3 separate regions of the Mus musculus genome follow, and regions 1 and 3 are each linked to region 2. A link is a loop called in an ENCODE intact Hi-C map of the cell type or tissue named here. Cell type or tissue: heart. All regions are shown on one strand.

Evidence for each region. A loop is a pair of places that touch in the nucleus more often than their neighbours do. Peaks named below come from ENCODE experiments on the same cell type or tissue, not always from the same donor. Only the 100,000 strongest peaks of a DNase experiment are listed, where the experiment ranks them.
Region 1: a loop joins it to region 2, with 4 times the contacts of the local background. A loop is called at or near these places in 10 of 42 quality-filtered maps.
Region 3: a loop joins it to region 2, with 3 times the contacts of the local background. A loop is called at or near these places in 8 of 42 quality-filtered maps.

Annotation. Positions count from the first base shown.
Region 1 is chr12:71,045,086-71,053,085 of GRCm38, reverse strand. Arid4a (AT rich interactive domain 4A (RBP1-like)) reads right to left here. Exons shown (of 24, transcript NM_001081195.1): 9 at 7,983-8,000; 10 at 6,896-6,972; 11 at 5,726-5,892. Among named protein-coding and RNA genes, the nearest start is that of Arid4a, 33 kb to the right of the region's middle. In heart, a CTCF peak has its summit at 1,884 (motif pointing right); DNase peaks (open chromatin) are centred at 1,815 and 4,735; H3K27ac peaks cover 938 bases.
Region 2 is chr12:70,965,830-70,973,829 of GRCm38, reverse strand. It overlaps n-TKctt17 (a tRNA gene), which reads left to right and starts at 4,638; the gene lies at 4,638-4,710. It also overlaps a transcript of Psma3 not described here. In heart, CTCF peaks have their summits at 3,901 (motif pointing left) and 5,141; DNase peaks (open chromatin) are centred at 3,839, 4,819, 5,419 and 5,479; H3K4me3 peaks cover 2,448 bases; H3K27ac peaks cover 2,294 bases.
Region 3 is chr12:71,135,731-71,143,730 of GRCm38, reverse strand. Timm9 (translocase of inner mitochondrial membrane 9) reads left to right here and starts at 7,056. Exons shown (of 5, transcript NM_001286203.2): 1 at 7,056-7,176. 2700049A03Rik (RIKEN cDNA 2700049A03 gene) reads right to left here and starts at 6,883. Exons shown (of 30, transcript NM_001163378.1): 1 at 5,693-6,883; 2 at 4,003-4,076; 3 at 2,797-2,866; 4 at 1,612-1,681. The coding sequence starts at 5,891. In heart, CTCF peaks have their summits at 2,367 and 4,219 (motif pointing left); DNase peaks (open chromatin) are centred at 6,550 and 7,150; H3K4me3 peaks cover 3,206 bases; H3K27ac peaks cover 2,561 bases.

The DNA.
Region 1 (8,000 bases), 79 kb before region 2:
GTGCCTTCTGTGTATCTGGCTTAGGCAACTGGGTGTGGTGCTTTTATTAAAATAGATTAGGAATGGCCAGGAAGGGAGGTAATCGAAGCTGTGGGCATACTGAGTTTGAGTACTTATAAACATGAAAAAAATTCCAGACAGTTTTATATAAATGTCTGTAGCCAAGAGACATCTGAGGTGTGCACAGAGATTTGGGGTCATTCTATCATTTAGTTGGGAAGTAAACCAGAAAACCAATGTAATGTCATGCCATCTGAGTGCTACTAAGGTGTCAGATGAGATAAGAAACACTGTTGTTTGGTTAAAGGTCTCTGGTGACTGTCAGCAGTTGTTCTGGTTGTGATGAGAGGACAAGACACCACAGTGACAGATGCAACTGAGCAACCTGGACAAAAGGGTAAGCGCAGACAGACAGACAGACAGACAGACAGACAAGTGGAGGAAACTTGAGGGCAGAAGAGGCGGGAACAGAATGGAATGGGCTAGAGGAGGAGGAGAGGGAGCTGATAGACTCAGACTTCTGATCCAGAGCAGAACCCCAGGGACCTGGCTCTCAGAGGGCGACACGCTGTCAAGTGTGCCTGGGAAAAAGAACAGGCTGTTGGGTCTAAGTCTCCTCTCATGCCTCATGCGGTTCATAATCTGCTCCCACCCGAAACTTAGGGGGTTTCTTTCCAAAGCCGGAGTGGAGACAAGGTGACATTCAAAGAAGATGACTTGATTGCAAACACTGAATTACCCAGTAATAGTTGGAGAACCAGTTAACTCAGATCCTAAAATTTACAGAAATACCATTCCTCACTGAAATACCATTCCTCACTGTTACACACATGCCAAACACTTCCAGGAACACAAAGGAAGTGATATATTTACTGCAAGATGCTGTTTTACAATTTAACCATCCCACTTAAAATAATTTTATGACTCTTGCATTTCAAAAGTTAAAGTAAACCCAATAAATTACTTTTCCACTTGAAATGATACATACACTATAATCAAGATGTGATAGTCGTGCTCTCATCAAGACCATTTATTTATCTTATTTATTTATTATTTGTTTGCAAATACTGCATGTGTGTGTGTGTGTGTGTGTGTGTGTGTTTCAAGACAAGGGCTCTCTATGTAACCCTGTTTGTAGACCAGGCTGACCTCAAATTCACAGAAATCCTCCTGCCTTTGCCTCCCAGGTGCTAAGATTAAAGGCATGCACCATCACCAGCTGGTTATCATCAAGTTTTTAACGTCACCCAAACCTCTTATATGACCTCTAATATAAAGTATGATTACGTAAAACTTTTTTTTTTTTTTTAACCATGGAGAGATGGCGCCATGGTTAAGAGCACTGGCTGCTCTTCCAGAGGACCTGGATTTGATTCCCAGTTCCAGGGGATTCTGACTCCCGCCTTCTGGCCTCCACAGATACCAGGCATGCAAGTAGTGCAAAGACATTCATACAGATAGAACACCTCTACACAATAACTATTTTTAAAATGTAGCTAAATTTATGTGAACAAATGTATAAATCTTATTAGTCTCATTATGTGAATTTAGTGTTGTTTATGTTTTAGGCTGAAGTAGTAACGACTTTTAAAAACTCATTAAGACTTCTTAAATAGAGATTTCGGGGCTGAAGCGATGGCTCAATGGTCAAGAGTACTGAATGCTCTTCCAGAGGTCCTAAGGTCAACTCCCAGCAACCACATGGTGACTCATAACCATCTGTAAAGGGATATGATTTCCTTTTCTGGTGTGTCTGAAGACAGCCACAGTGTGCTCATAAAAGAAAAAAAAATTAAAAGAATAAAGAGACTTCTCTTTTTTAATGTGTATGTATGTTTCTGCCTGCATACACAAGTGCTCCATATGCATTCAGTGCCTGAGTAAGCCAGAAGAGGGCACTGGATCGCCTGGAGCTGGAGGTAGAGATGTCTGTAAACTGCCATGTGGGTGCTAAGTAGCAAACTGGCCAGACTGAGGTCTTTTGCACAATCTGCCATGCTCTTGGCCCCTTAACCATCTCTGTCCAGCCCACTGTTATTTTTCATTTCCTTGTTTAATAGTCTAAATTTAAGCAAATTGTTGTATTTGAATGTAAGCTAATATCTAAGGTATTCATTAAAGGAGGTTGTGTCAAATCTACTTAAAGCCTATTATTATTGGTAACTGAAGTTATTAAAATCAGCTTTGATATCTATATTAAAATTTAAAACCTTAAGCTTTACTGACATTACAGTTTTCCTGAGTTATCAGGCATTTACTGTGGGTCTATACACAGAGTGGTCTTGAATAGTCACCAGCAAATGCCTATAACCTACATGGGCAGAGATTGACACAGATGACATTTGATTCAAATACCAAAAAAAAGAATAGTCATATTTCCAGGAATTTAAAAACTTAAGCACTTATGACTTTTACAACAATGGAAAATTATCTTGGGCACTAAATATGGTAATCCCTACAAAAGCTTCAAGATTGGAAAAATGAGTATGTCAATACATTAGACCAAAAAGAGTAGATCTTATAAAAAAACTCACTAATTTTAATTTTCATTGTTACACATGAAATCTGATACACAAGGTCTACTGATAAAGTCATGATGATTTAACCTAAAACTGGTTAATTTCCTCTTGATAATTAACCTTTTAACATCTTACCCTTAGAAAACTCCCCTACATTTATCCAATATAAACCTAAGTCAAGAGAAATAAATAATTCCTATCATTTCTATTCATCTGGACTTTCCAATAAATTTCCAAGCTAAAAAAAATTAGTAATGTCTTTTCTAATATAAAACTTTCTTAACAAAGACATTTAAATAAGACCACAAAAATCATCTCTAAGCAGCTCTTTTTGGCCTAGTTATCTATGTGTTGCAATTACCAATACAGACAGGAAGTATTCCTGCCCCATCCGCAAGTCTCTTCCAAGCACAGCCTGAGACACGCTGCTTACACTCAAAGCCTGACGTGGCCTCTGAGTAGGAAATAAAATACTAAATAAAAAAGCTCCTGCCCCTGGAAAGCTGCACAATGTCCAATCTTACTGCTCCAACTAATGCTTGAATCCCCGCAGCACGGTTAACGAACAGAGGCTACTGCTCATTCGCACTGCACAAACACCAACACTTGTATGATTCTGCAGCATATGCTTGCTAGCCTACCCTGGCTGACGATCTACAGTGTTGTTTAATGGTTTACAGAATGTTCCAAAGGATCTTTAGATCCTTGTAGAGCAGCATCCCATCCTCATAAGCAGCCCAGCATCCCTTCATCTGAGGGAGAACTATGCTCTGTACTGTAATACAGCAGTTAGCCTCACTGGTGTGGGGAAGGCCCATAATGACTAAGCCAGGTAGGCCCTGGCTCCTCAGATCAGCCAGTGCACATCACACTCCGGTTTCTCCTCTTGCTATGTGTGCTTTGAAGCAGCTCTCGATTGATCAGCATGTTAAATTGTTTTAAGAATTATTCTTCAAGATGAGTTAGAATGATTCAGCAACTAAATCTCAAATCCAAGAGCAGGAAATGCAGCTGATCCTTCCCCTGAAACAAACACGATCTCACTAAAGGAAGCCCACTAAGGTGGCCAGAGAACTACTTTACAACAAGCCTGTGGCAATTGACCAAACAGTGGGAAAATGAGCAGCTGAGAAATAATGTAGAATAAACTGCATAAAGCATGCCTACAGTTTGTGATTTTTGCTATTTTTCTGTCAGGAATAAAGCAACCGTACCCACTAAATTTTAGCAAGTTCATAAGAGACACACTGTAAGGAGACATTATTTTTCTAAGTGTCCTTATCTTTGAATTTTTCTTTGCTGTTATTCCTGCAAATTTTAGCCTCTGCTCTGTGCATTTTTCCTAGCATTTCTCACTAGCCACTTGGATGAAACATTACACTATTACAGAATTAATCACTATAACACAGACACCATTTACTGTCTTAGAGGCACCTCTGCAACTTCTTTCAAAGCTCTTTTTAGCCTCTTTGTTTAAAATTTCAGGCTATTTTTTGAGGGATAGGGAAAATACATTCTGGAAGGGACACTAATTAAAAGTATTAGCAGAAATAAAGAGACTAACCCTTCTTTCAGCATTTGGCGATATAAGATCCTAATTAATGTTCAATAGAAATCCAACAGCTAACCACAGCCTGCTAAGAGTTCACACCCTGAAAATGTGGCCTATTTACCCTGAAACACACAACCTAAGACTAAATACACATAAAATTCAGACATCACATCTAATATTCAAAATTTAAATCCTAAGACAATTTTTTTTTTGCCAAATTGTCTCAGCACAGTCATTCCAAAAGCTATCTTATGTTGGAGAAAAATCCCCTTTACCCTCTAATCTTCTAAAAATAGATTCCTACTGTCTTTTACAAGAAACAATTATGCTTGGTTATGAGCTCTACCGTACCAGCCATATAATCAACACCTAAAAATTGTATTTAATCTCATTTTTTGTCAACCAAAACAATAACTAAATATTAAAAAAAAAAGTCTTACCTATGTGCTGCATTTCCTTTCAAATGCAAAACGGTTAGATTCCCCTTCTACTAGTGCAGGCTCTGGGCATGTCAGTCTGATTGGCAAATATCTGCTGTCCCCTCTGAGGTCACAGCATCCGCAGGGCGATACAGCACTACTTACATTCTCTTCCACATAAAAATCAGACATTACATGAAAGGAAGAGAAAGACAGCCCATTTCAAAGCAGCTGGCAAACCTCCACTGGCAACCTGCCAAGCCTCTGCTAACCCTTCCTGTCTTTCTGAGCATGCTCACTTAAAACCAACAGCATGTTACTATGGCAACTCTGTCGGCAGCCTGTAAGTATGAACCGCCATTCTGATTTCAGAGTGTAAAAAGCCAAATGCTGCAGGGGAAGTCAAAGGCAAGAACCAGCATACATTCTTCCCCACATATAAATCTAGCCGTGGCGTTCCAAAAGCTCACACGTGTGCATGTAAAACAAACAAAAGCATCGCACATTTTCAAGGCAGAATTTTTCATGCTCAAATAGGTGGTCGTTTTCAATAAACTCATGCTTTGTTTTGCCTCTCAACAACTGAAATTACACTAGAAAATTCATCCCGTTTAACAAAACCCTGGCGACTCCACAGCCTGGCAGCATCTGAGCAGCCACGGTAACCCTATGGATGGCTTCTGTAACCTACAATCAGAGCATGCACAACACGGCTGCAGTACAAAGAAACCCACTCATGATAAAATCACAATCTACAGTTTTTTCTATGATTTGTCAAGCTGCCAGGTGTGTTTTTCTTTGGATGTAATTAGGATATTTAACCCCTAAAAGGTTTCTAAGTTAGGAGAAACAAGACCGGGGTTCAAATCCCTACACTGCACATTTTAGCTGTGCCAGCTCAGGACAGTTAACTTCTGAGTCTCAGAGCACCCTGAAAGCAGGATGGTAACAATGACATCACACACTGACAACTGGTAAACACGGAAAATACCTGATCCCCCCCTCCCCAAAACCTTGTTGATTAACCTCGAAAAGTACTTTTTGGTAACTTTATGCTGAAAACCAGTCCTGATTTATACACTACACTCTAAGCCAACTAGCCACAACTCCTTAACCAAATTAAGCTAAGAAATGTTTCAGACAAAAACAAACGCCCCAGAGCAAAAGCATAGAGGTATTATTTTCACTAGAAAACAAACAAACAAACAAACAAACAAACCACAGCGTTGACCTACCAGCTCTTCTTCCTCCTTTTTGGCCTCTTTTTCCTTCTCCTCTTCATGTTCCTCAGCTGGGCATTCTTCGTCATCACTGCTGGAGGACTCAAGGATTTCACTTATATCCATTTTCCAATTATCAGGAACAATCCTACCTTTTAGGAAGACACTTGCTCTTCGCAGCCCTGAAAGGAAACATGGACTTTGGCAGTTGCTCCGGAATGAGGGGAGGGAGATGCCAGCCGCTCAGTCTGAAGGCTCAAGCCAAGTCCACCCATTATTCTCAAAATGATAGAGGAAATCAGGGGGTCTCATGAGTCAGAAGACCATGTAGATTTTATTACAATCTGTAGGCGTTTATGTTTGCTTACTGCTATGAGACAGGGTGTCACTATGCAGCCCAATCTAGCCTGGAACTTGCGACCTTAACATGGACACCTCTTAAGTGACACCAAGCCTGGCAAAGATTAGAAATCGCCTTTTAAAGAAAAGAATTTACTTTTATTTTATGTATGACTGTCCTGTGTTTATTTATGGGCAGACTCCAGTCCACCAGTAGCATTAAATTCCCGAGAACTGATTACAGATGGTTGTGAGCCGCCATGTGGGTGCTGGGAACCAAACCTGGGTCCTCTGCAAGAGTAACAGTAACAAGTGCTCTTAACCTGTGAGCCATCTCTAGCCCCACTACTAGAACTAGGTCAGCCCAGGTGTGGTAGTGCATGACTTTAATCTCAGCAGTTGGGAGACAAAGGCAGGTGGATCCCTGTGAGTTCAAGGCCACGCAGTGAGTTCCAGAACAACCAGGCCTATGTAAAGAGACAACCCTTCTGCACCCCTCTGAAAGAAGAAATACTAACGATCAAACATGCAGAGTTAAATCTGTACAATTTACAAACCAAATATTTTATCGAGACATGAAAAAAATGCCATTAAGTGAGAGTATCATTCAGGTGTGTCCAACACATTATCTGTGAGGCTCACACTCAGAAACCGAGCGCAGGCACAAGGCAAGGAGCAGCAGAAACGCTCACTCTGTAAGGTTACTGACACTGTATTGGGCCACACGCAGCCCACGGATGACAGGGCAGATACAGGATTCCAAACGGTGAATATGGTAATAGTCAGTACTTGTTATTTTCTAAACACGGTCACATCATGAAATAAACTGACTCTGCTTTCACGTACCTGGCCTAGCACAGAGCTCAGATTCTGGTAGAGTGAGAATGTCCAGTTCCTTAATGTCCTTTCTTGCTATAGAATAACTATGAAAAAAGAACAAAACACAGAACTACTTATTAAATGAAAAACATCATTTAAGCAATCCATATCCACACATACATAAGACCTCAAGAAATGAAAATTATTTCCTCAAATAGTGTTTTATAAAAGCCAAAGGCCATAATGCCCTGATCCTTAGTAAAACCTTGGAGGCGGGGCTGGTGAGATGGCTCAGTGGGTAAGGGCACCCGACTGCTCTTCCGAAGGTCCGAAGTTCAAATCCCAGCAACCACATGGTGGCTCACAACCACCCGTAATGAGATCTGATGCCCTCTTCTGGTGTATCTGAAGACAACTACAGTGTACTTACATATAATAAATAAATAAATCTTAAAAAAACAAAAAACAAAAAACAAAAACAAAAAAAAAAAACCTTGGAGGCAAAGTTGTATCTTTTAAGTTTCATGTACTCAAGTACTCTTATTTGAGAGCCTGGAATTTACAATGTTTCCAAATATACAACCTTCCTATAGACAATAGTTTCAATCAACAAAGTCATTTCAATACTTATAGATAACACCCATTTTGTTTAATATTTCCTAATTTTTGTTAATTTGCTAAAATATTTTTATGATTATATATACTATGGTATATCTTTCATAGAGAACAACTTAAAAATATGAATTTTACTGTTTTAATAAAAATACAAAATTAAAGGAAAGTTTCTCAAAGTCTTCTTTAAAATTAAAAGTGAAAATACTTATTTTACCAATAGTTTATTAAGAAGCTTCATAATTCATAATATGAAATAGCACATGATAAAAATATGAAATTTTTCAATAAACTATATATATTTTTAATTACAAATACAGGTCTTTAATACTGCTGCCACTTATTGTTATTTTTACATAAAATTTATCAGCTAAAGGTACCCTACATAAGCACAGTAATAACAACCTCTCAGTTTCAACTTGAATGAGTCCCTTTATGGTAGGTGGCCAATCACTGTGTCCCAGCCCTATGAATCATTACTGGATGGTGTTTCATTACTCACAATTTAGAATCAATAAAT
Region 2 (8,000 bases):
GGAAGATTATGAGACTTAGCGTTAGGAAAGGCTAAGGTGGCTTGGGGGACTCCAGTTGCTCGGCTCATTCTAACAACTATCAGGTTATGATCTTAAGTATTAAGTGGAGGGAGGGCAACAGATAAATCAAAGGAGTGGGCATGGAACCTGACCTAGTGGTGGGTGGATTTTAAATCCCAATTGTAAATACAACGTTAGAAATATTTTTATTTAAAAAAATATATCTGAGCCGAGCGTGGTGGCACACGCCTTTAATCCCAGTACTCGGGAGGCAGAGGCAGGCGGATTTCTGAGTTCGAGGTCAATCTGGTCTACAAAGTGAGTTCCAGGACAGCCAGGGCTATACAGAAAAACCCTGTCTCAAAAAAACAAAATAAATAAATATCTGGAGACTTTTATTTTATATAGCTAGAAAATATTTTCCAGCAGGGTGATGCAGAAGGCAGGGACGGGAGGCCAGCTTGCAATATAAGAGCCCTGTCTAAAAAGAAAACAAAACAAACATCAATAAAAACACATTTTTAAAAACCCACTATCAATCAACTTTATTTTGGTTCGTTGTTTTGTTGAAGCAGTCTCAAGTATCTTAGGCTGGCCAAAGATGGCACTGAACTCCTAATCTTTCAGCCTCTACCTAAAGATGGAATTACAACCCTGGTTTATCACTCCAAGCCTAGGTAATGTCTTTCATAAGAAAAAAAAGGAAAAAGAAAAGAAAAACCAACAGCACACATTTCATTCGTTGTGTTTCAGCCTCCCTCCGAGTGTGGAAAAAGGGTTGCTTAGTAGTAGTATTTTTATTATTTTTACATGTTTGAGGGGAGGAAGTGTGCACGTGAGAACAGGTGACCACAGAGAACAGAGGGTGACTTTGAATCTCCTGGAACTGGAGTTACAAGTGGCTGTGAGTTTCTTTGCTCTTAACCCTTGAGCCATGCCATCAACCTCAGCGTTTACAATCTTTGTATTCTTAGGAGATGTTAATGCTGAGACTGGATAGATGCCCCAGCAATTAAAAGCATGGGCTGCTCCTCTGGAGGACCTGTGTTTGAGTCACAGCACCCAGGTTAGGCAGCACACACACACACACACACACACACACACATTAAAAGTAATAAAAATAAATCTTAAAAAAATCTGTATTGGCACATACCTTTTATTTCAGCACTCTGAGCCAGAGGCAGGCACATCTCTTGAGTTCTGGGACAGTCTGGTCAACAGAACAAGTTCCAGGACAGCCATAGCTACTTACATAGAGAAATCCTGTCTCAAAAAACAAACAAACAAACAAAAAAAAAACCAAACAATCAAACAAACCGGATATTCATTAATTTAGTTTTTCTGACTTCTTTTCATGTCAAGTGCTTCACTTCCAGTGGGAATACTACTACACCATTAGTTTGCATTCATGTCAGAGTGTTGTAGCAGGAGGTAAATGGTGTGGACAATCTATTCTATTACTAATAACGATCATTTTAATGTCTCTAAAGTTTCTCTATTGTTTCTGCATTTTCGTTTATAATTGTAATTGGAAACTATGTGATGATAAGTTGGGAGTAGGTAAACATCTTGCTATTCTTTACCTTTTTACTCATTAATTTTAATGTCTGAGGATTGCTATTTGAACATGTCCTTATGCCCATAGTTGCTAAATGTAGACAGTCCATCATTTCATTCACCTTATTAGTTTTCTACTGTGGAGCTATCAGACCTTTCTTAAGCAGCTAATTGACATGGTTTGGTTTAACTTTTTAGACCATCTCTTGTTTCTCCCTGATAGATGGGGAAACGCAGGCATAACTGGAACGCTATTGCATCTTTGTAGATGATTAGGAATGAAGAATGGTTTGGACTAGAGCAGTAACAAGGACATGTGTGAATGGATTTCAGATCTGTAGGTTTACTGGGTAACTGGATGCCGAAGGGAAGGGGAGAGCAGAAATTCCGTTGTTCCTCCTTCCTGCTGAGAAAACACTGTGAATAGTGATTATACTTTATTCCTGAACGAATGGCTAAGTAAAAGATGTGAATTTACTTGGAGAAAACACTTCCCTAATTCTGATTAAAGTTCTTTAGTACTATTTTAGTGTTGTGGCATGGGCCTGCAATCTCATATGTGGGAGGCCGAGGCAGGAAGATCTCTTGAATTTCAGGCTAGCCTAGATAACACAATTTTGTCTTAAAAACACACACAAACAAAAACAAAAACAAAAACAAAAACAAAAACAAATGAGACCATGAGACCGGCCAATAGTGGCACACACCTTTTAATCCCAGTACATTGGAGGCAGAGGAAGGCGAATCTCTGTGAGTTCAAGCCGATCCTTGACTACAAATCAAGTTCTAGGACAGCCAGGGCTCTTACACAGGACAACCCTGTCTCAAAAACCAACAACAATAATAAAAATAATAATGACAAACTCCCAAATCAATAGCAATAAAGCACTGTAGCTGTAGTTCTTTCCTGGGGGGTTCTGATTTAAGGCCATCTTTACAGGAGGGCTCACCTCAAAGATGAACTATAACTTCTACAAATTTTAAGTATCCAGCTAAACATCTACATAATTTACTGCTTGTGTGCAGTGCACAGCACTTGAGTGCCTCTGTATCGGCTGCATCAATCCCCGGACAGTGTGGGGTCTCGTCCTGCTTCCGTGGCAGTTGGATTATTGCTTTACCTTGTATCTTAGAGGAAGGCTCTGAGGTGAAAGCTGAGGTCCTTTGCACATTTGCTTGATTCCGTACAAGACTTAAATGGGTTTGTTTGTTTGTTTGTTTTCAAAGTTATTTCAAATGACTTCTAGAAGTAGTACTTGTGAAATGGGTAAGGCTTTACACTTCTTTATTGTAGGGTGATGAACTTTCAAGGCCCAGCAACTAACAGAGCTTTGCAAAAAGTAGGTAATATGATTTTAACAAATCACTTAAACAGTGGTTCTATAATACTCAATAACTTTATCAAAATAGGTACTGTTATATTTTATACACATCCAATTATCTTTAAAGTAGTTATTACTATAATTTTACCTTTTTTTTGTTTGTTTGTTTTTGTTTTTCCAGACAGGGTTTCTCTGTATAGCCCTGGCTGTCCTGGAACTCACTCTGTAGATCAGGCTGGCCTCGGACTCAGAAATCTGCCTGCCTCTGCCTCCCAAGTGCTAGGATTAAAGGCGAGCCCGCCACCACTGCCCGGCTTTATAATTCTTCTTTTGAAACAGGATCTCAATGTGCAACCCTGACTGGCCTGAAATTTCCTATGTAGACCCAGCTGGCTTTGAACTCTTAGAGATCTGTTTGTTTCTTCCTCAGCAGAACAGGGAACAAAGCCCATGTCAGTGCCACCATGTCAGTGCCACCACGTCCTGCTGCTTTAAATATTTGGCTCATTATTTGTTTTAAGAAAAGATCTAGCAATTCTCCTACCTCTGCCTCTTGAATGTTAGAATTACAGGCCTGAGCTACCTCACGCCACCTATAAATAAATTATTTGCAAAAGATAAAGAGTACCTCCAGATTCTATCTACCAAGTTCTAAATAGCCATTAATAAACCAGTTTGAATTGTGAAGGCAGAAAGGGTTAGTGTTTATGGCACTCGAAGCTTAACGTTTTTAAATCTTTAGGTCCTCGGTTCACTAGGGGTTTTTCTTTCTGTGTAGACTTAGCTGAGGTGGAACTGTAAACTAGGCTGGCCTCGAACTCAGAGATCCTCCCAAAGGCTGGTTTTTCAATGGCATGCGCCACTACACCCGATCCTAGGACTACTTTACAGAGCCTAAACTATTGGTTCAGAGAGATATAGCTCAGCAATTAAACTCAATTTCTCATACCAACATGGCGTCTCAAAGCCATCAGTAACTGTAGATTCGTGCGTTCCGCTCCGATGCCCTCTCCTGGTACGCAGACGTAAATGCAGACAAAATACCCATTACATAAACTACGTCTTTGGAAAGAATCTAAACCTTTCAAGACACCTCTTATACTTTAAAATCATCCCAGGAGACTCGTCCTATATGTTTGTATGTTTTATGGATAGAGTTATGGAAATTGTTTGTCAATCTCAGGTTTATGATATCTTTAAAAAAAAAACTATTTGGCTATTCCTTAATTTAGGTTTACCCGTTTTTGTTTTTCAATTAGGCTTTAACCTGCAATTCCGAAAAATAGGATTAATAGCCATCCCCAAACAGACACATGCATCTCAGAAATGCGCAAAATCCCTTACCTTGATAAATTCACCTGTAGCTCAAAATATATATGGATTCATAGGCTAATATTCCATCGTCTTGGCTTGTCATAATGAGAATTAAGGACGTATTCTCACTTATTCTTAGTATTTAACAACTCTGTCTTCCTTTTTTTTGTTTTGTTTGTTGTTTGGGGGCCTTTTCCCCCCTTTATTTTATTAATTTTTTTCTGTGAGAGTTTGCATTCTTAGCTTCAAATTCAGAGAATATACTTTCAACTTTTTATCAGATTACCGGTTATACTTTCTTTTCAGAAACAGAAAATAGTAAAAGAAAAAAAAAAAAAAAAAAAAAAAAAAGAACAGAACAAAGACCAAAAAAACAAGCAAACCTGAGAAGCAACTGCAGATGAACACTCTCAAAAGGTATAAAATCGGAGCCAAATCACATCTGCCCGGCTAGCTCAGTCGGTAGAGCATGGGACTCTTAATCCCAGGGTCGTGGGTTCGAGCCCCACGTTGGGCGGTGTTTCTTTTTGTACTTTAAAGCATTCAAAAACTCAAATTTACTGTCAAAGATTTGCAAGTTCTATCACAGCTAAGATGAATTAACCTAAACTTAGATAATTTAAACGCTTTCAATGTTAATCATCTTTACAGGAAACACAGTTCTCAAACTGCGCTTGCGCACTCCAAAACTCAGGCCTACGCCCACGGCTCGGGCTTAAAGCAGGAACAGGAATTTACTACTCTCTTAAGAATGCTTTCGGAGTGCTAGCTCTCATAGTTTCAATTGTTTTGTTTTGTTTTGTTTTGTTTTTTTTCCTAATAAAACTGTGATCGCTGATTTTGGCTGTTTTTCCAAATCCCAAGAGATCGGATGTCAAAACAGACGTAGGTGAGGGAAGCCATGGAAAGGACTAACTTCCTTATTTGCAGAGGTTCCTCTGCTCACTTCCGCCTCCCTCCGGTCGCTGCAGGGCTTTTTTGGGGGTGCGGGAGGGGAGCACCCGAGCATCGTCTTTCCCGAGTTCTCGGGACGTGGAGCCTTGGGCTGCCCTCTGAGACTCACTCGCCTGGAACTGACGGATGTGTGAGGGAAGAAGCAGAAGTACCTCCCTCCCTTCTGCTTTAGCGTCTGATAACGGGGCGACCCGGCCCACCGACTGTCGCCAGAGGCTCCTGGGCGGCCAGGTCCCTCAGGGCCCCCGCTCCTTCCTCCAGGCCGGCCTCCTCTCCTTCACTAAACCGATCGAATTTCCTGACTGATGGTCCTTCCCTTCAGCGTGCCGAGATTCTGCTGTTTATCCCAAAGCGAACCGAAAGCATCCCCACCCCACCCCACCCTTCCTCTCTCCGAGGCGTGCCTACGTAGTCCTGGAACTCCACATAGCCCAGGCCGGCCTGGAATTTACAGAGGTGCACGCCTGCTTCTCTGGTCTCCTAAGCGGGGTGTGGTGGCACACCCTGTAATCGTAGCACAGGAGAGGCTGGGTGGCAGAAGTGTAACCTGTTGTGAGGTGGAAGCCAGCCTGGGCTTAGACTCAAAAAGAAAAAAGGTGTGGGTTGAACCATCTTATTTCTGTGATGAGCAGATGAAAAGAAGAACAAAGCTATAACTAATAATTGGCCTTTTGGCAAGAGAGGGGTGTTTGGGGTTGGACAGCTTGCTCTTTGAGAAAGGGGCAAAAACAATTTAGCCAAAAGCATTCATCAGTCCGTTAATGCTGTGGGGCTTGGATCTCTCACCACTTTCCCGGGGCTGGGTCTACATTTTGCGTTTTCTGGACTATTCCTGTCAGACTTTTATGTCCTTCTCCTGTTCCCTTACTTGTCAGCAAAAAGCCCATCATCTTCATTTTACCAAACCTAATAGTTAATTGCCATGCCGGAACCATTGGCCTATCACAAATTTGATCACTTTGTTGTGGATCCACCTCTCCTCTGACTTCCGCTGCCACACCACCTCCAGTAGGATCTGTGTGACAAGTTCCAGACTTAGACGAACAACCTCAAAAGGGGGGGGGGGGGGCTTCTTGGAACCGGTTGTGGAACTCTTTGCCGGAGAAAAAATATTGAGCTGTAGTTCTCATGGCAATCTATCTGTTTTGTTTTCTCTTATTCCTTTTCTTATTTACATGTTCCTGGTAGCTAGCCTAGGCCAAGATATTAAGCAAGAATAATGGGTAGAAAACCATCCCTACCATGGGGCCACTAACATGACCTTATCCCAAGGGAAACCAACACTTTACTTCCTAAATCATTTACAAAACTATTATGATAAAAACTTTCCCAACAATAAAATTTCATATGGTTACACGTGTGTCATTGGAGGTGGATTTTGGTATATGGTAAAGAAAGCCGTAATTAGAAAGAATTAAAATAGTTTACATTTATACATTGAAGATTATAAAAAACCAGGCACTAGATGTTAAATAATAATTGACCATGGGGCTGGAAAGTTAGTTCAGTGGTTAAGAGCACTGACCGTTAAAGATTTATTAACCTGCTCCTGAAAATATGCCACTAGCCTTGGATGACAGCCCCCACTAGAATTGTTATATTTTGATGGTTTATAATGATGTTTGTGATTCACTGAATACATAGTTTCAGAGTTGTAATGCTTGTATGATTTTTGTGCCTTTTTTTTTTTTTTTTTTTTGAGACAGGGTTTCTCTGTATAACCCTGGCTGTCCTGGAACTCACTTTGTAGACCAGGGTGGCCTCGAAGTCAGAAATCCACCTGCCTCTGCCTCCCGAGTGCTGGGATTAAAGGCGTGCGCACGCCCAGCGATTTTTGTGCTTTACTGTGCCAAATGATTTTTGTTGGTATCTGTGATTGTTTTACCGGATATAGTTTCTAAGAGATGTAATGTTTGGTTTTTTAATGTATAAAATCCCCTGCTTGAGAGCTGCAGAATACACTCATATTCAAACTGCCTCTGTGTTTGTTTCTGTTTGTCACCACCAAATCCTTACCCACCTAGCTTCAAGGACCCTCATTCCAGGGACCCCAATAGCCGACTGGGGTGGTCCATGGCATTCTACCACACGGATACTCTCCTGATGCCATCCCCCTTTAAAACGTCTCTCACATATTCCATCTTGACCTTCGTTTCCTCTCTGTCCACCCTTCCCACACACCCCGAGCGAGCATCACTTCTCTCCACTTCTTCAATCACCCTCTCACCGCCCTCCCCCATACCAAAGATCCCCCCACCCATCTCCTTTCAGAAAAGTGGTTTCCCAGGGGTATCCCAACAAGGTACAATAAGAGTATGCACAAACCCTCACTTTAAGGCTGGCAAGGCAACCTAGTAAGAAGAAATGGGTCTCAAGAGCAGGTGGAAGAGTCAGAGAGAGACACACACACTCCATTCCCACAGTTAGGAGATCCTCAAGAAATCCAAGCTACAGGTCCAGGACATACATGCAGAGAACCTAAGGCAGATCATGCAGGCTGTGTGATTGTTGCTTCAGTCTCTATGAGCCCTGCTTAGTTGATTCTGCTGGCCGTGTTCTTTGGTTTCCTCGAACCCTCTGGCTCCTACAGTGCTTCCTCCCCTTCTCTGTGAGGTTCCTGGAGCTCCACTTAGTGTTTGGCCATTGGTGCATCTGCTCCAACAGTTGCTGGATGAAGACTCCAGTGATTGGCCACCCACTTGAGTCATTTTCTCCTACTTCCCACCTTTGGAGTGCTCCATGGATGAGTTCACTTTCCCTCTTGCTAAATTTGCACCCCCCCCCCCCTGTGAACTCTGCTCCAGTGATGCTAGGCCCTCCTCCAGTGAACTGTCCTTCCCTAGGGTGCAGTTG
Region 3 (8,000 bases), 170 kb before region 2:
TGAATATCTCCATTACCTTACACAACTATTCTATGGTAAGAACATTTTAAGCTACTCTATCAGTAATTAGTATCTCCTATACTTGTCAGGCTACATAAAAAGTTCTACTACGTAGTCATCCTGACTGAAACTGGACTCTCTGGTAATTATCTCCCCATTTCCCATTATACCAGCCTGTGGCTACCACCAATCTACCCTGTGCCTGTGCTGCACATAACTGATCTAGCTCACACGATAATTCCCTTTCTCTGCTGGCTTACTTATTTAATGAGCACCAAACACACCATTAGGCAGTGCGCCTCACACGAGTACAGCAAGATGGGATAATAGCTCTGTGCTACATGCTAGCATGCCCAAGGCCTTGAGTTCATTCCCCCTTACCACAAAACAAGAACAAAGCAAACAGACAGATATCTGGCTTCAGTTTTTTAAAAGAGCTAGTCCATTGCACTCTCAATTTAGACCAAAACAAACTGGCGAAATCAACCAAAACATAGGAATTACTAAGTGAGTTCAAGCGCTGTAGGCAGGGACCTGCCACGGGCAGCCCTGAGTTCCCTCACATCAGGCCCGAGGGCAGCACAGTGAATGTGCTGGCACTTACTTCTCTCTGATGCCTCCTCGTAGCTAAGAGAGGAACTGTTCTCTGAGCACCTCAAACATATCAAGTCACTTTGGTTTCTCCATCTCGGACCTCGTCATACCCAACTGAGTCACCAAGTTTTCTCAATTACTTCATCATAATTACATGACAACGGCCACAGATAGAATTGGGAAGGTAGAGAATCTTATTACGGCCTTCCATCCTTATTTTTAATTTTACATAATGAGACTGAAGTCTGGAGGTATTAGGGTTTACTTGACCAAAGCCAGCGATTTAGTAGGGGGCGGAGTCCAACTCCCACAGGCTTTCCCATGAGACTCCTGCTTTCTCAGATGAGACTGCCTCCCACCACACAATGCCATTCTTCTGGCTGCCCAACTTTATAATATATAGCTATTGCCTCTGCCAAACACCATCTATGTGGAGTCACAAAGCTCTTCTTGTTGAAGACACAAATAAGCATTGGGCCCACAGCTAATGTCAAGCTTTTCTTTCTGAACTCCCAACCTTCTACCGAAGTCACTACTTTCCTCCCTGGATGCAATACAGTTGATGCCTTTTCAACAAGCCTGTCTCTATAGTACTTGCTGATCTCTCCCGTTATTAACTCCTTTTGAGTTGCAGCAGAGCCACGCTGAATAAGTAGGCACCCCACGGTTTACGTGTCTGGATGATCCACCAAATGCAATGCTCTTCCTGTTCCAGCTCCAGTTACTTTGCCGTCTGTGCACACTGTCAGATACGGGGGCTGTGCTAACAATTAGAGTGAACAAGACAGCAGGGCAGAGGGCAGGTAGAGCCTGCATTAAGCTACATTCACACTCCTAGACTGTGCATGCTGCCACTGAGCTACATCCACAGCCCTACAAGTCGCTGTGGTCAGTTTTAAAACATTGCTGTGTTCTTCTTAATCGCTGTGTATGGATTATCTAACATATGCTAACATACAGCTTCCTTCTAATTTAAGGTAGCATACCACTATAAGTGTGTTTGTAAATGAAACTTACTTTTGCTTTAAAACAGTTCTCAGAGCATCTTTCTGTCCCATGGTGTACTGAGAAATAAAGATGTCATTTGCTGAAAAATTAAAACACAAAAATATATTTAGATTCTGAAGAACAAAGAGAGCCAAGACTGAGGGCTAGCGATGTAGCTCAGTGGCAGAGCGCCTGCTCAGAATGTATGGGATCCTAGGTTCGATCCCTGATACTTTGTAAACAAAAAAAAAAAAAAATGAACTTTAATTTTCGATCTGCAGCTCATGTCTAGCACTCAGCATACAGAGGCACAAAGTTCCCTGCACCATTGAGGCTAGCCTGGTCTACTCTAGCAAGTTCTAGATCAGCCAGGGCCAACACAATAAAATAAAGAGCCCAAACCAAACCTTTGCAATGAGTTTGTAATAGCAAAATAGGCTTCTCCTGTGTAAATCCTTTTATAGATTTTAGATTCTACTGGTAACCTAATTTGAAAAGAAAACCAAAAATTAAAATAATAGGAGCTCAGGATACAGACAATAGATTTGCCTGGCATGCAGAAGGCCCTGGATTTGATGCCAAGCACAAAATAAATACTACTAAGCTATTGAATGAATAAACCAGTTCTGGACTGGAAAGATGGTTCAGCAGTTAAGAGCACAGCTGCTTTTAAAGAGAACTTGCATTCAATTCCCAGCACCCATATGGTGACTAACAACCCTCTATAACTTCAGTCCCAAGTGATCTGACTGCCTCCTCTGGCCTTTTTGGGCACTGCAAGAGTGCTGTGTATAGACAGACAGGCAGGCAAAACACCTATCCACACAAAATAATAAATTACCCTAAATTTTTAAAAAAGCCAATTCTATCCTTACAAAGAAAATACTGACACATACTACAATGTGGATAAGCTTAAGCACATTATGTAAAGTAAAACAGTCACAAAGGTTAACACTGTATAATGCCACTGACATAGGTACCTGAGCTGGTCAAAGTCACAGGGGCAAGAGTGAGGAGTGAGGGCACAGAGCCCAGTGGGGGGATCTTAACGTCTAGAGGTGAATGATAGTAACCCTGGCTCGATGTCACTGAATGTTATCAAGGTCAATGTCACAGAACTGTGCATTCAAAACTAATGAAATAAAGTATTTTCTGTACATTTTAACTCAGCTTTATCAAGCGGATTATTAAGCGGAGTCAACTGTATTAATTTACCTTTTGGTGCGTTGTTCTCTTCTGTTTTATTCAAAGGTAACTGCCGAACTACAGCATCTTTAGAAAAATCCTTTGGGCATAAAAGAGTAAGATTGAATGAGCTTAAATTAGCACTAGCAGAGTGACATTCATAGCCTTTTGAGCACTGAGACCCGGGAAGGCAGGTCTGCACACTTTACTTACGTCATTCCCAACACTACACCTTCCATAGCTGCTCTGAAGCACACGAGGATTTCTCAGTGAATGAGCAACGTGCAGTCAGAATAGTGAGACGTAACAAAGTGAACACACACACAGAAGTGGAACAAGAAACTGATTCAAATCCACACTTGACCGTCTACACTGCAACCTAAGCACGGCTTTCTTAGTCACTGAGGTCACGCGCTGCCTTACAAGGCTGTGCTGTGTGGGTCACATCTACTGCTCCGGTTTCCGGCTCTCGAGTGTGAGCCTAGAACCCATCTCTGGGGCTCCGCGCTGAGACGGACCCCATGCTGCTCTTCCCCTTCCTTTTTTCCACTAAACATAAAAGGCTGGGGAGACGCTCAGCAGTTACGCTCGCCTCACCAGCACTCGGATCCCCAGAACCAAAGTCAATGCTAGGAGGGTGTGGCAGCCTGCCTGGAACTGCAGCCCTGAGAGGAAGGCTGAGGCAGGAGAGCCCAAGGGCAGGTGGTCAGTTAGACTAAGACACCCTGACTGAATGAAATAAGGTGGAAGGGCAATGGAAGATGCTTCCTGACAGCAAGCTCAAGCCATGACATGTACACATGCCCCTTACCTCTCCATACACAAACATGAACACACATACACATACCGTGTACACAAATGAAAATGGAAAAAAAAAATTTTTTTCTTAATGTTAAGGTGATGATGGGTGTTAATTTACAAACAAAAACAAGATTAACAATTCAACAGATGCTTGTATGTCCCACACTCTTCAAGTCATAATCTATAAAACACTGCTGGAGCTGGTAGGATGGTTCAACAGATGAAGAAACCAGCTGCCAAGCTTGAAGATTCAAACTTGACTGCTGGGACTCACGTAATAGGAGAGAATACATTCTTGAAGGTTGTCTTCTGACCTTCAGATACAAAAATGGCCCCCCATTCTTACTTGTACACAGCAAAGGTTAAAAACGTGATAAAAATGAACAAAGATCAAAACGTTCCCTGTCATACGTGACTTGGAATTCTTTTACTTACACTTTTCTTGGACGCAGGAGGACTTTCTAACAGAGGCTGGTGATACAGTCTTGCAGAAGTTAAATCCAAGGAGCCTAAGAAAGCAAAAGAGTCACTGAGAGTGGGCTGGAGAGATGGCTCAGCAGTTAAGAGCACAGACTGCTGCTCTTCCAGAGGTCCTGAGTTCAATTCCCAGCAACCACATGGTGGCTCACAGCCATCTGTAATGGGATCTGGTGCCCTCTTCTGGTGAGTCTGAAGATAGCAACAGTATACTTATGCATTAAATAAATAAATCTTAAAAAAAAAAAAAAAAAAAAAAAGAGTCCCTGAGAGCTGGGTTGTGATTCTTCCCAGGGACCCAACCAAGGCTCTTTTCACAGTAAGCTCTAGCATTGAGCCACGGGTCCAATCTGAGCAGCTTTTAAATCAAAACCTGACCCTTAGCAACTGTGTAGCCATGATACAAGAACTGAGAATCTCTGTATTAATGTAAAAACCAAATGTGAAGTCACTTTCCTGTAAGAGAAATTAGATATATTTAAATACATTCTAATGAAAGACTTTATAGCTCATTATTTAACAAAATAAGGCTGAGTTAAAACAGGTAAGGTAAGCAGGTGAGATCTAAAATGTTTTAACAGCAGCCATGGTGTGGAAGGTCTTTAACTGGAATGCTTAAAAGCAGAGATAGAGGAAATTCTCTGAGTTTGAGGCTAGCCCAGTCTACAGAGTGAGTTTTAGGCCAAGCAGAGCTTCACAATGTGATCCTCTCTCAGTAAAATAAAATGAGATGTCTTTTTTAAAAAACATTTTCAGGGACTGGAGAGATGGCAGAGCAAGATAAAAGTGCTTGCTGATCTTGCAAAGGACTGGAGATTGGAATCTCCTGTAGACGGCTCCCAATCACCTGTTAAGTCTAGCTCTAGGTAGATTTAGCTACTCTGGCTGCCATGGGCACCTGAACTCGTTTCCAGACACCTACACATAGACACACAATTGAAAGTGGTATTTTTGAAAACCCTAAAAGATATTTTATCCAATGCAGAAAAAAAAAAAAATATGAGACTTACCAGAACAAACCTTGTATATAGCCAGGCATGGTAATGCATGCCTTAATCCCAGAATTCAAGAGGCAGATTTCTGTGAGATCAAGGCCAATCAGGACAAGGGAAAACTTGTCTCAAAACCAAAAAACACTAGATTGATATAAAACTCTGATTTAACAGACAGCCTATGCCTTTAATCCCAGCACTCGGGAGGCAGAGGTGCACAAGAGGAAATAGTCAAGTCTCTCTCATTCTACATGCTGAATCCTATTTCCCCAGGGAACCAAGTTACTTTTCAAACATCTTTACAAACCAGACTTGTATCTTACATTTTTGAATGTAAACACTGACTCCTTTAAATTTGGGGGAATGCACAACTCAAAATAGTGATAAAGACTAATGACTTATAAAAAAAGGAAACTGGCTGGGCAGTGGTGGCGCACGCCTTTAATCCCAGCACTTGGGAGGCAGAGGCAGGTGGATTTCTGAGTTCGAGGACAGCCTAGTCTACAGAGTGAGTTCCAGGACAGCCAGAGCTGCACAGAGAAACCCTGTCTCGGAAGAGAGAGAGAGAGAGAGAGGGAGAGAGAGAGAGAGAGAGAGAGAGAGAGAGAGAGAAAACGTAAACTGGGTGGGAAACTGAAACATTTGGAATCACATACCACATAACGTTCCATTAGAACTAGTCCTCGTTTCAACAGCAAGACGTTTATTTGCAGCCAGGGCTGGAGGAACACGGGGCAGCTCATCTTCCACCACAGCCAATTTATTCCCTTGGTTTGGAGAAACAATCTCTCGCAGTTTCCTCGCTGGCATTTTAAGCCTTTGCCCCCTTTCCAGGCTAAACTCAACGTTTTTCATCTGGTTAGTCACAAATCAAGTCCCGCCGTTCTTAACAGAGGGAATTCTAGCTTCTCAAAACTTAAGGACGCAGTTTCTCCTTGAGTACCAGGAAAAGAAGTAATGGTGGAAGTGAATTTGAAAAACACCTGAGTTCCAAAAATAATTATGAAGCAGTCATTAACTTAGAAAGTCTATAGGCAAAATATCCATAAAGCTGTAAATTTCGATTTTGACATTTAATCCAGGGCTAAATACGACAAAAACAAAAAACAAAACAAAACAAAAAGTCTTGATCCCACTGAGTCTGTTAATGCATCGAAGAAATAAATTTCAAAGGAATTATGCCAAGAGCAAAAGAGAAGCCACGGGAACCGTAATAAAAACGCACTCCTCCAAACCCAGAGCTGCAGCTGAAAACCCCAACAGACGTGGAGGCGGGGTTAGGATTTGTTAAGGAGACCCAGACGAGCAGGCAACGTTAAAATCGTGTTTTTTAAAACACCACCCTCATAAGAGCTTAGTAGATTTCTTTCTACGAGTCAGGACGCAATTTCGGACACCTCAACTTAGTCTTCAGAGTCTCCACAGAGTCCGGCACACACGCCGTCTTGATTTTGATAGAATAACAGCTTCGGTTGTTCGCGGGTCAATACCGTCTTCCCCGAAAACCCGCCCTTGAGCGTCAGCACGCATGCGCGCAAAGATCCAACCCCCCCCCCCCCGACCGGAACGGGAGTGCTCTGGTGCTCTTCCATTCGTGTCCGGGTGGAAACAAACTCCCAACATAAAAGACTGCCAGGAGATGTGACTTTTTTTTTTTAAAGGCAGAATATCGCCTTTATGTTTGGACACAGTACTAAGTATTCCTAGAGGAATGGCGAATTCTCGATTAGCCCATAAACACTTTTGTTTATCAAGGGTTATTTACACTGTAGGAACTGCAGACCGTTAGAAACCTAGTAGGTTAAGCATATTAGGCTTTCTAGAAATTTCGACAGATTCCGTTGCCGTGGAAAAGGAAGTGAAAAGTACAGAGAGCACTGACGAACAGATAATCACAAAAGTTAATTCTTAGATGATTTTTAGAATTTGCTTGGGCACTTGCTTTTCTTCCTACATTTTCCCACGTGGTAACGAATCTGCGTCTAAGGGTCTGAAGCCATGCTTGACATCACTGCCCCCACGTGTTCTCAGCTTTCCGCGGCGCGGCGCTCGCTCTGTACTGACCCTCCGAGCTCACACGCTACCTGCCCCGCAGCTCTTCAGCCCGGTCCCGGTGTCAGAGGCGAGATCCTGTGGCTAAGTATGGTCCCTTTCCTCTGCTTTCATAATCCCGGGTTCGCGGCCAGTGGGGTGACAGCCTTCACTCGGGAAAGGGAGCGGGCAGGTACCCCGGAGGGAGACGCCGCGTGCACGCGGGTCGTGGGGCTGCGCAACCGGCAGCGCGGCGCAGCGGGAGGCCAGCCGTGTCCCGGAGGCCTTGTCACCCCGAGGGTGGGGACCCTAGGCCCCGAGACACCGCCCACCCGGGACTGGATCGCTTGGGGGCACGCTTTGAGATTACAAGGTAGCCAGCCACTCGATGACCTTGAGCTGTCAGACAGGAGCCCCTTTACTGAAAATCTAGACTTCCTCGGCTCTTACCCTGTCTGCACACTATGCCTTATGTCATTAGGTACAAGGGCTCGCACCCTTCCCAGGTCTCATATTGGAGAACGCACTGCTTAGAGCTTTCCCATTACGCCTTGCTAGAAGCTTTTAAAATGTATTTTTTTAAAGTATAATAGATTAATCATTTTTCTACCTATTACATTTTCTCTTGTTGTAGATTTATCTGTTGGTTCATGATTTGTTGTATAAGTGTATTAAAAGACCGAATGGCAATGTCAGAGCTGCAAGAGACCTTAGGGATGAATTAACTTCTGTAATTTCTATATAAAAGTTAGATATGAAAAAAAATGACCTTTCCCCTCTAATTTCAAAACGCTGAGCAACTGCAACAGCAATCAGTAAAGTGACCTGAGTAAATAATTTGTAACGAATGTCAGACCTGGGACTCCACCCCCCAAGTAGCGTGGTTCTCATCTTCCTTGAGGCTAGACTTTGAATCGGGAAACAATAGGAATT